Regions from separate parts of the Homo sapiens genome. Here region 1 is linked to region 2. The links are chromatin loops, found by intact Hi-C in ENCODE. Cell type or tissue: mammary epithelial cell. All regions are shown on one strand.

The links. Hi-C counts contacts between places; a loop is a spot of excess contacts. Peaks named below come from ENCODE experiments on the same cell type or tissue, not always from the same donor. Only the 100,000 strongest peaks of a DNase experiment are listed, where the experiment ranks them.
Region 1: a loop joins it to region 2, with 9 times the contacts of the local background. A loop is called at or near these places in 16 of 110 quality-filtered maps.

Annotation. Positions count from the first base shown.
Region 1 is chr3:58,993,047-58,998,046 of GRCh38, reverse strand. All of the region lies in intron 4 of CFAP20DC (CFAP20 domain containing), which reads left to right. All of the region lies in intron 2 of CFAP20DC-AS1 (CFAP20DC antisense RNA 1), which reads right to left. Among named protein-coding and RNA genes, the nearest start is that of CFAP20DC, 54 kb to the left of the region's middle. RefSeq lists an enhancer at 1-69. In mammary epithelial cell, a CTCF peak has its summit at 3,116 (motif pointing left); a DNase peak (open chromatin) is centred at 3,106; H3K27ac peaks cover 2,735 bases.
Region 2 is chr3:59,855,319-59,860,318 of GRCh38, reverse strand. All of the region lies in intron 8 of FHIT (fragile histidine triad diadenosine triphosphatase), which reads left to right. All of the region lies in intron 1 of LOC105377113 (a long non-coding RNA gene), which reads right to left. Among named protein-coding and RNA genes, the nearest start is that of MIR548BB, 760 kb to the left of the region's middle. In mammary epithelial cell, a CTCF peak has its summit at 2,384 (motif pointing right); a DNase peak (open chromatin) is centred at 2,468.

The DNA.
Region 1 (5,000 bases), 860 kb after region 2:
GATCACTTTATTCAAATCACAGAGGCCAACTCTGTGGAAGACTGACTGTGGACTCTGAAGCTCTCAATCCCACTTTTGGAGAGTAGGATAAATTTACGTACTGTCTTGACCTTGCCTTCTATGGGATCTTATTTGTCTAATTCTTTGCTGGACCCCCCTATACCCACTCCCCAAGGCAGAAGACAGACCCTACAGTCTGTACATTGCTATCGAGAGTTACTTATTTGTCCCTCTTCCTGTATCTCATTAGTGTACAAATGGTAGAATAAGACATGTGGGCATTTACAGTCTTACAAGACTAGACCTGTTTACTTTCAAGGCTTAGAGGTCCTTAAAATAATTTTTTGATCCTCACATTCATTCTTCCAAGCCCAGGGCAGAGCAGCCCTTCCACTTTGTACTTGGTAGTATCTCTTCCATGAGGTTGTGAGCTTCATGAGAGTAGAAGGCCATGTTTCATGACACTTCTGCATTTCTCTACAATGCCTATGAGCTTGAGGCCATCATTAGAGGCTTCTAGAGAGAATATGCAGAATCAATTAGTACAGCCTTTGTCTTTGGGAAGCTAACAATCTAGGAGTGCTGTCTCTCAACTCTTAAATGGCGACATTGTTTTCCTCACTGAATTGTCATGAGGATTCAGATTTCAAAGGAGGCAGTATAGTGAAGTGGTAAGAGCATGTTCTAGAGCCAGATCCCAGCTCATTACTTACTATGTTTAACATTTGTGCTTCCATTTTTCTCATCTATAGGGTAGAGATAATAATATTAATAGTACTTATTTCACAAGTTTTTTAATGAGGATTAAATGAGTTAGTACAAGTATTGGGCACATAGAATTAAATAAATGTTAGCCATTGTAAATAACAAAATAATACATCTGAAAGTGTTGCAGGACTTTTCCTTAGTTCAGCTAAAGACAGCGTCCTTGTCTGTCCCAGGGACATGAAAATTTAGGCTCACAGAAAGTTTGAAGGGTGAGTAAAGCAGGAGTTTTTTGGGTGAAAAGGGGAAACAGTAATCCTCCACAAGGCCAGAGTCCCTCCTGGAGTGCTTCCCACCACAGCTTGAATCCCAGATTCCACACAGGAAGAGGAGGGGCCAGGCTCCTCCCGGCTGCAAAAGGTGCGAACCTCTGTGGCTCCACCCCGGTGTGCGCTCTTCCCAGTGGGCATGCCTGTTGGAGAACCCCTCCCACCTGGCTGTCTCAAAAGCATCTAGAATTACCTAGAACAATGCTACTCAAAGTTGCCATTACAGTGAGATAAGGAACTTGGGCCACAATATAAATCAGCACTCTCCTTCCTTCTTTGGAAAATTCTTGCTAGGAAAAAAATGTTTGCTTATTGATAAATTTAATTTACGTTCCAGCTCTAGCTTCTTTTTTTCTCTGTAGATCAGCAATAAACAGTTCACATAGCACACTTTTTGTTTTCCTGGCCCAGGATATAGTAGGCAGTCAGTACATTTGTTTATATACTCTGACCTGAAAAGGCTGTCTATGTAAAGGAACTTATTAAGAGGAAGCAAATAACGAAGTTTGTGGATTTCAAGTTGTGTGTATGTCATACATTATACATCTATTTGTAATCTATCTGTATCTTAAAAATTACAAACAAGATAAATCACAGCTGTTTTTTTGGTAAAGGTTTTAAATATTTTTCTGGTAGGAAGAGTAGATAAAGGCAGCCATGTGGGTTGTTACGTGAAGCCTAGAATGGGCTTTCCCAGATATCAGGAAGACACAGAGGTGATATCCTCATTCTCTTTTGCTACCATATTAGCATCTATTTATAGTCAAATATATAAAAATAAGCACAGTTATTACAGGTGAGATTTATTTGTATAAATAAGTTTGGAAACTATGCCTGTTGTTTACTGGAAAACCCAATTATGGTGTTGTTACCTAGAAGGGAATATTGTAAGTAAACACTTTTTTTTTTCTGCTTCATTTATACCAAAGCAATTTAACATGAAATTAGTAATTATATTAATCTGGGCTCTCCAGAGCAACAGAAACAATAGATAGATAGATAGATAGATAGATAGATAGATAGATAGATAGATAGATTTATTATACAGAATTGGCTCATGTGGTCATGGAGGCTGAGAAGTCCCATGACCTACAGTCTGGCAAGCTGAAAAGTCAGAAGAACCAATAGATAGTTCCAGGTTGAGTCTGAAGGCCTGACAACTGGAAGAGCCAATGGTATAAGCTCCAGTCCAAGTTGGAAGGGTCCCAAGGCAAAAGACCTATGTTCCAACTAAAAAGACAGAGAGAGCAAATTCTCCCTTACTCCACCATTTTATTCTGTTCAGGGCTCCAATTGATTGGATGAGACCTAACCACATTTGAGAGGCAATTTACTTCACTCAGTCTACTGATTTGTGTGTTAATCTCGGCCAAAAACACCTTCACAGATACACCCAAAATAATGTTTAACCAAATCTCTGGGGACCCAAGAGCCCATTCAGTTGAAAAAAAATTGATCTTCACAGTAATGTTAGATGCAGCCTTATATAAGGATGAAATTCTTTGATTCCTATAAACTCTTAAAAAAGATTTTTTTCTACTCAAAATTAATTACTTAGACTACTTTTGGAAACATTTTAATTTATTATTTGAATAAATTTTTTAAAATTTCTACAAATAGTGTTTTTTTTTTTTTTAGTGAGATATTTTTGACAATCATTTCTGATGGATTGCAACTGAAAATGTAAAGACATGTGCCAGTGGTTGTTCTGGGAATTTTTCAGTTGCAGGAGAGTCCTCTTTTTGGGCTAAAAAATAGATTTGATAAATTATGGAGGAAACCTATAGAGTGATGGGGCAGAGGAAGGCAGGCTGCTTTGTGCAACTGTATCTCCTAATATCTTTATCAAAATGACATCATAAGGATGTACAGCGAAGGTGGTAACCCTCTGTCATTCCAGAGAAAAAGGGATATAGGTAGTGCAGCCTGAGGTTCTCAAGGCATGGAGGAAAAACGTTTCAAAAACAGAAAAGAACCATTTGAAAATGCAAAAGAAAATGGATATCCTAGGAGCGAATTGGATTATTTTTTCAGACTTGTTGTCTTCCTGTAACCTTAACGAATAGTACCATAGCTCCCCCTGCTGCATAAGGAGGCAAAGAGGCAAAACCCTGTCACAAAGAACCTTCTTCCCTCACCTGCCGGAATTGTTGGTTTTGCTTTTTGTTTTTTTTTTTAAGTCTTTTGGTTCTTTACCCGAGCAAAGTCATTGAAACTGTTCTTTTTTTTTTATTTCCAACCATCCTTTCTCTCCTCTTCCTGCTAATTGCATGTTTGAAAGATTTATGGATATCATTTTAAAAGCTAACATTTCAAATAAAACATAATAGGAAATTATAATTTGATGATTGGAGGTGTCTAGAAATGCATAAAATACAATTTAGATATATATTGTACTTGGATAACAAGTGTGGGAAAAACTGGGGGAAGGGGGAAGGCATTATTGTTATTTGACGAGGAGAAGAACACAGTTTTAAAGACCTGAATTCTCTGACACCAATTTGCTTGGTGCCTTGGGCAAGTTACTTAACTTTCTTTGTGTGCTGCAGTTTCCCCATTAAAAAAAAAATGAGGATAATGGCATATGCCTTTTCTCTGCCTCATAGAATTCTTACCAGAATGATAGAAGATCAAGTAATGCCCCACTTATCCAGCCATCATACTTCCAGCCTTAGCCATCTGTAATGAATCTCAGAAGCAGGCAGAAAAAGGCCTGTGAGCAATGAGAGCACTGCAGGCTTTAAGAAAATGCAAAGTCCATTGACTTGGAATTTTGTGTCAGTTAAGCTCAGTGTGTGCTGAGCTTGCAAGGTATACATGTGTTTGTGTGCATGTATGTTTCTTTTCTCTGTAGTTCTTCCCTCTCTGTAGTTACCTAGGAAGATAGGTTTTTATTTAAATGGAAAGGCAAGAAAGGGAAAGGTTGATTGAGGCAGATGAAAGTGTCTCCTTGGAAATTCACCATGAAGTTGGTGTAAGTTAGTTCAACCATTGTGGAAGACAGTGTCATGATTCCTCAAAGACCTAGAGGCAGAAATACCATTTGACCCAGCAATCCCATTACTGGGTATATACCCAAAGGAATATAAATCATTCTATCACAAACATATTTGCACATGTATGCTCATTGCAGCACTATTCACAATAACAAAGACATGGAATCAGCCCAAATGCCCATCATTGATAGACTGGATAAAGAAAGAATGGTACATATACACCATGGAATACTATGCAGCCATAAAAAGGAACAAGATCATATCCTTTCCAGGGACACAGATGTAGCTGGAAGCCATTATCCTCGGCAAACTAATGCAGGAACAGAAAACCAAATACACATTCTCACTTATAAGTGGGAGCTGAATGATGAGGACACATGGATGCGTGGAAGGAAACAACACACACTAGGGCCTGTTGGAGGATGGGGAATGGGAGGAGGGAGAGCATCAGGAAGAATAGCTAATGGGTGATGAGCTTAATACCTAGGTGATGGGATGTTCTGTGCAGCAAACCACCATGACACACGTTTACCTATGTAACAAACACACACTCTGCACAGGTACCCCTGAACTTAAAAGTTGGAAATAAAAAAAAAAGAAATTCACCATGAAGATAACTAGAGAAGAGGCCAGAATTAGGGGTAAACAGCGTTCTCTATTTCAGTCAATCACACGGTACTGGTTTCCTGCTTCAGAGTTTACAGGCTTTGTTGAAAGTTTTCTGAATCACGGACAGAATGCTCTTTTTACAAAGAAGTTTGTAATGCATTTACAAAAAAAAGAAATATGTACTGCATTTTAGGAAGCATTCTATTAAAAATGAAGGGAATAATGCATAGTTTATGTAGAAAATCAATATATACGGAATATTTCATTTTTTCCTCTGTGGTGTTAGATATATTCAACACTACTATTCTATTTTAGAAACAGTTTGAATTCCTCAATTGGAAAAGTACTCCCCACGTTTTTC
Region 2 (5,000 bases):
CTTTTTCTTTTTGTAAGTCAGCTAGCTGTCCTTTGGCCATTCTCATTTGCATTCCTGATCATCAATTCTTCCCAACAAAGGGTCTTCTCAGAAAACAAAGAAGGATTCTAATCATGTATAACATAATTTTCCCATTAAACTTATGCTATTTTCTTCTTCTCAGAGCTCAGCACTTTTAGTATTTTTTTTAATTCTGAAGCTGTTTCAAACCGACAGAAGGGTAGCAAGAACTGCGGTATCCTTTCACCCTGATTATCCACCTTGCAACATTTTAATTCTCTTTCATTCAGAGAGATCAATATATAGATATTCCCTTTCAGATATGATGCTCCATCACTCTTCAGGTGTTTGATTACCTTCCCAAAACAAGAGCACTCTTCTCATTACTATTATAAAAACACTTCCAATCAGGAATCAACACTGATACAGCACTACCATTCAGTCCACAGGCCCCATTCACATTTTGCCAACTGTCTCAGTGATGACATTTTCTTTTTTGGTCCAGGATGCTATACAGAAACATACACTGCATTTAATTATTATTTTTCATCAGTTTCCTCCAATCTGGAATGGTTTTGTTTGTTTGTTTGTTTGTTGAGAGTCAGAGTCTCCCTCTGTCGCCCAGGCTGGAGTGCAGTGACGCGATCTTCAGCTCACTGCAACCTCCGCCTCCCAGCTTCTAAGCAATTCTCCTGCCTCAGCCTCTGGAGTAGCTGGGATTACAGGCACACACCTCCATGCCTGGCTAATTTTTTGTATTTTTAGTAGAGACGGAGTTTCACCATGTTGGCCAGGCTGGGCTTGAACTCCTAACCTCAGGTGATCCACCCGCCTCAGCCTCCCAAAGTGCTGGGATTACAGGCGTGAGCCACAGCACCCAGCCTGGAATGGATTTTTATTCTTTCCCTGTCTCGTGTTTTCCTGCCTTAAAGAGTATAGGTCTTTTTTTCCTGTAGGATGACTCTTTCTCTGGAGCTTCCACTGTTTCTTCATTATTAGACTCAAGTCATGTATTCTTCCATGCCATCTTGGCAGGAATTCCACAAAAACGCTGCTGAGCTCTTCTCAGCATATCACATCAGAAGGCAACCACACTGACCGTATCCCCACTTGATCACCTGGTCCAGTTGGTACTTGCCAGATCTCCCCATCATTCTTTGAGCATTTCTTTATATTCTGGTACAAAAAAGATGCTCCAGGATCATCTTATACTGTCCCTGTCCAGCCTTGGAATCAGCCACTTCTCCAAGCAGCTCTGGTTCCTGTCCGTGTAGAATGATTTTAGAAATCAAGATCTGGGTGCTTAGCATGCTTATTGTTCCTGTGATGTCAATGCTTTGAGACCCAGTCAACACAGAGCTAGGAAATATGTACATATAAGTCCACACAAACACACACTTATTATTATTTCCATATCTGGGTATGTGTATATGTTTACACATAAGCCACATGAATTCATATCAGTATCTTCAATTCAAATCTAAGTCTTTTCCCCCTTCCACATTTATAAATACCTTCTCTGACAGAAACTTGGTTCCCATTATCCTTAATATATATACTCATTTGTTCAATATTAGCCTTCACTGCCCACCACCTGCGTACATCTCATCCTCTGCTCTGCTTCCTCACACACTAGAAACACCACTGCCCCCATCCATGCAGCACCCCTCTCCCCACGTTGCCCTGCATGTTCAGTTACAGAGCAGGCTGCCATCACTACCCACCTCCACAAGACACCCCTCGCTCCTGCCTCCTCAGATGCTATCATTTCTCTCCAAGAAAGAAAGGGAAAAGGCTGGGCACGATGGCTCACACCTGTAATCCCAGCACTTTGGGAGGCCGAGGCAGGTGAATCACAAGGTCAGGAGTTTGAGACCATCGTGGCCAACATGGTGAAACCCCGTCTATACTAAAAATACAAAAAATTAGCCAGGCGTAGTGGCGGGCGCCTGTAATCCCAGCTACTTGGGAGGCTGAGGCAAGAGAATCACTGGAACCCAGGAGGTGGAGGTTGGAGTGAGCCGAGATCGCTCCACTGCACTCCAGCACTCCATCTCAAAAAAAAAAAAAAAAAAAAAAAAAGAAGGTGGGAAAAGGAAGGAAGATCACCATTTATGTCTTTTTGCTGATAGATGATGTGGGAAACTCCCATACACCTTTCACAGCAGTCACACATATGTTGAATGGGCAAACCATTCTTTGACATCTACTCACTCCCTTTTACTCTCTCTGCATTACTTACTTGTCTCCAAGGCTGTGTCTAAGCATAGTTGAAGACAGAAATCATTTAATAATATTCAGCTGAGCCAACTGGCCATAAAGCTGAGACTCCAATTAGGGGAACTGGAAGCTCTGGGCAGTGGTGTCAGGGGACCAGCAGGTGGCGCCCGTAAGTTCTACTCTAAACCTTTCTGTATCCAGGCTTGTTCACTACCTTCTTTCACCACCTGGTTTCTCTCTATCAGAGCTCTTTAAAAATATGTTAGCATTCACAGTTCCCAGTATCGCTGCAGACATAAATGTTGAGAAATGCATTCTTGTTTTCCTTCCCAAGGCACCAATAGTACAAAGACAAGCATAAAGCCCCTTAGGATACAAAAAAAAAAAAAAAAACCCAGCACTTTGCACAGCATAGTCATAAGTGACGTCACTCTGTAATCTTTAACAGGAGTGGTGTTTTCCACGCTCATAGGACAAACTGACTCTTGAATCTTTGTTAGGCCTCCCTGTCTAATCGATATGTAAGTTTCTCTAGGGAAAGAATAGGGTGGAATATTATTTGTATAATCTTGTCCTATGAAAATATGAAAGAGATTATTGGCAACATTTTTGATAACCTGGTGGAATAAAACTCCAAGCCCTGCCTAAGGTAAATTATCATAAATCTTATATGTCAGGAACGTGGTAGAGAGTTGCAGGTAGGCAGTGAAGTGGCCAGAATGTTTAAAAAAAAAAATATTCTGACCTGGAATCTGTGGCAGAGTGGAGAGAGTTGCGGTGACATATCTGATCTCATTAGTGCTTAAGGTTCCTCACGCAGAGATGGAGAAATGACAGTGTATCGCTCATTCCTGCCCTCTGAAGCCTTTCCATTAGAAATGCTGCAATTTAATCTCACATGTCACAAATCAAACCCCAACTTGAAAACTGCTTCCCCTGAAAAGGTGAACACATTCCATGCCTTGTGGAAGGAACTCCAGTGCCCCTCAGAGGAAGTGCTGTGTCCCCGATAGCAGCTGGTAATATCAGCTCCACATTTGAAAGGACCCCAGGCATCAGTATTCAGAGACTGCGATTGTTACATTAGCGTGACTTTTTGCAACTTATGTGACTTTGGGTGAGTTGTTGAAATTCCACTTGACTCAGTTTCTTTATTCACTAATTGAGCATAATCTCCACCATTCAGGGTGGTTGTGGGGATTAAAGGAGAGTTAAAAAAAAAAAAAATACTCAGCCGGGGAGCTAAGTACTTGATAAATAGAAGCTGTAACTTATTATTGCTTACTGTTACTTCCAGACTCTGAGCTAAGGGCTTTATATTGTTTACTTCCTTAATTCCCACAGAATTAGATAGATATTATAAAAAGCCATTTTGCAAAGAAGGAAACTGAGTCTTAGAGAAATTAGATAACATTGCTACATTATACAGCTAGAAAAATGGTACATTCCAAAGCTAATGAAATCTTTCTGTAATGTTACACTGCTACTTGTATATTGGAAATAAAATTTGTTATGCCTTACAATTGAGTATACTACTAAGAAGAATGGTCTGCATCTATATTCCTTTGTGAGAGAAGGCTGTAATTTTCCTCCCTTGTGATTTTTATGCCTGGTCCTAGTAACAGGGTTATACTGATTTACAGAATCTATGGGGAATAATCTCTTTTTTTCTATCATATGGAAGAGTTTGCATAAAATTGGAATGATGTCTTCCTTGAACATTGGGAAAAATTTGCGTGTAAAATCACCTGGTGTGATGTTTTCTTTGCAAAAAAAATTTTAACAATTACCTTAATTTATTTAATAGCCATAGGGCTATATAAACTTTTTGTTATTTCTTGGGTCCATTATGGTTAGTTATAAATTTTTAGGCATTTATACATTTCATCTAAATTTTTAAAAATTTTGACAGATAGTTGTTGACAATAGCCATTTATTATTTTAGTTGTAATAAATATTCACTTTTTCATTCAAAACATCTTCCTCTTTTAATCGATATTGTCAAAGGTTTATCTATTGGCTGGGCGTGGTGGCTCACACCTGTAATCCCAGCACTTTGGGAGGCCGAGGCGGGTGGATCACGAAGTCAGGAGATCAAGACCATCTTGGCTAACACAGTGAAACCACGTCTCTACTAAAAATACAAAAAAATTAGCCGGGCGTGGTGGCGGGCGCCTGTAGTCCCAGCTACTTGGGAGGCTGAGGCAGGAAAATGGCATGAACCCGGGAGGCAGAGCTTGCAGTGAGCCAAGTTAGTGCCACTGCACTCCAGACTGAGCGACAGGGCAAGACTCCGTCTCAAAAAAAAAAAACAAAAAAAGGTTTATCTATTAATTATTTTATCAAAGAATCTACTTTTGACTTTTTTGATCTTTTCTAGAAAATATTTTTCTATTTCATCAATTTGTGCTCATATTTATTGTGGTTTTTCTTTTGCTAAATATGAACTTATTTTGTTCAGTTTTTGTATACTTAAGATTGACACCTTATTAACATTGAGGCTATCTTCTATTATAAGTACAGATTTTAATATGTAGCATTTCATTATTATTCAGTTGTAGGTAACTTTTAATTTCTTCATAGTAAAATATCAAGTGGGGGAAAATAAGTTTGTGAGGATAGCATAAGATTAAATAAGGATGGAATCCTTTTTATAAAATTTAAAACAGCTTAGATTATAAAGCATGTTAGGACCAATTATACATGCAATAAAACCCTGTAAGAAGAAAGATGAACCTGGCACTCAGGAACATAATGACCTTGGAGACAAGAAGATAAAT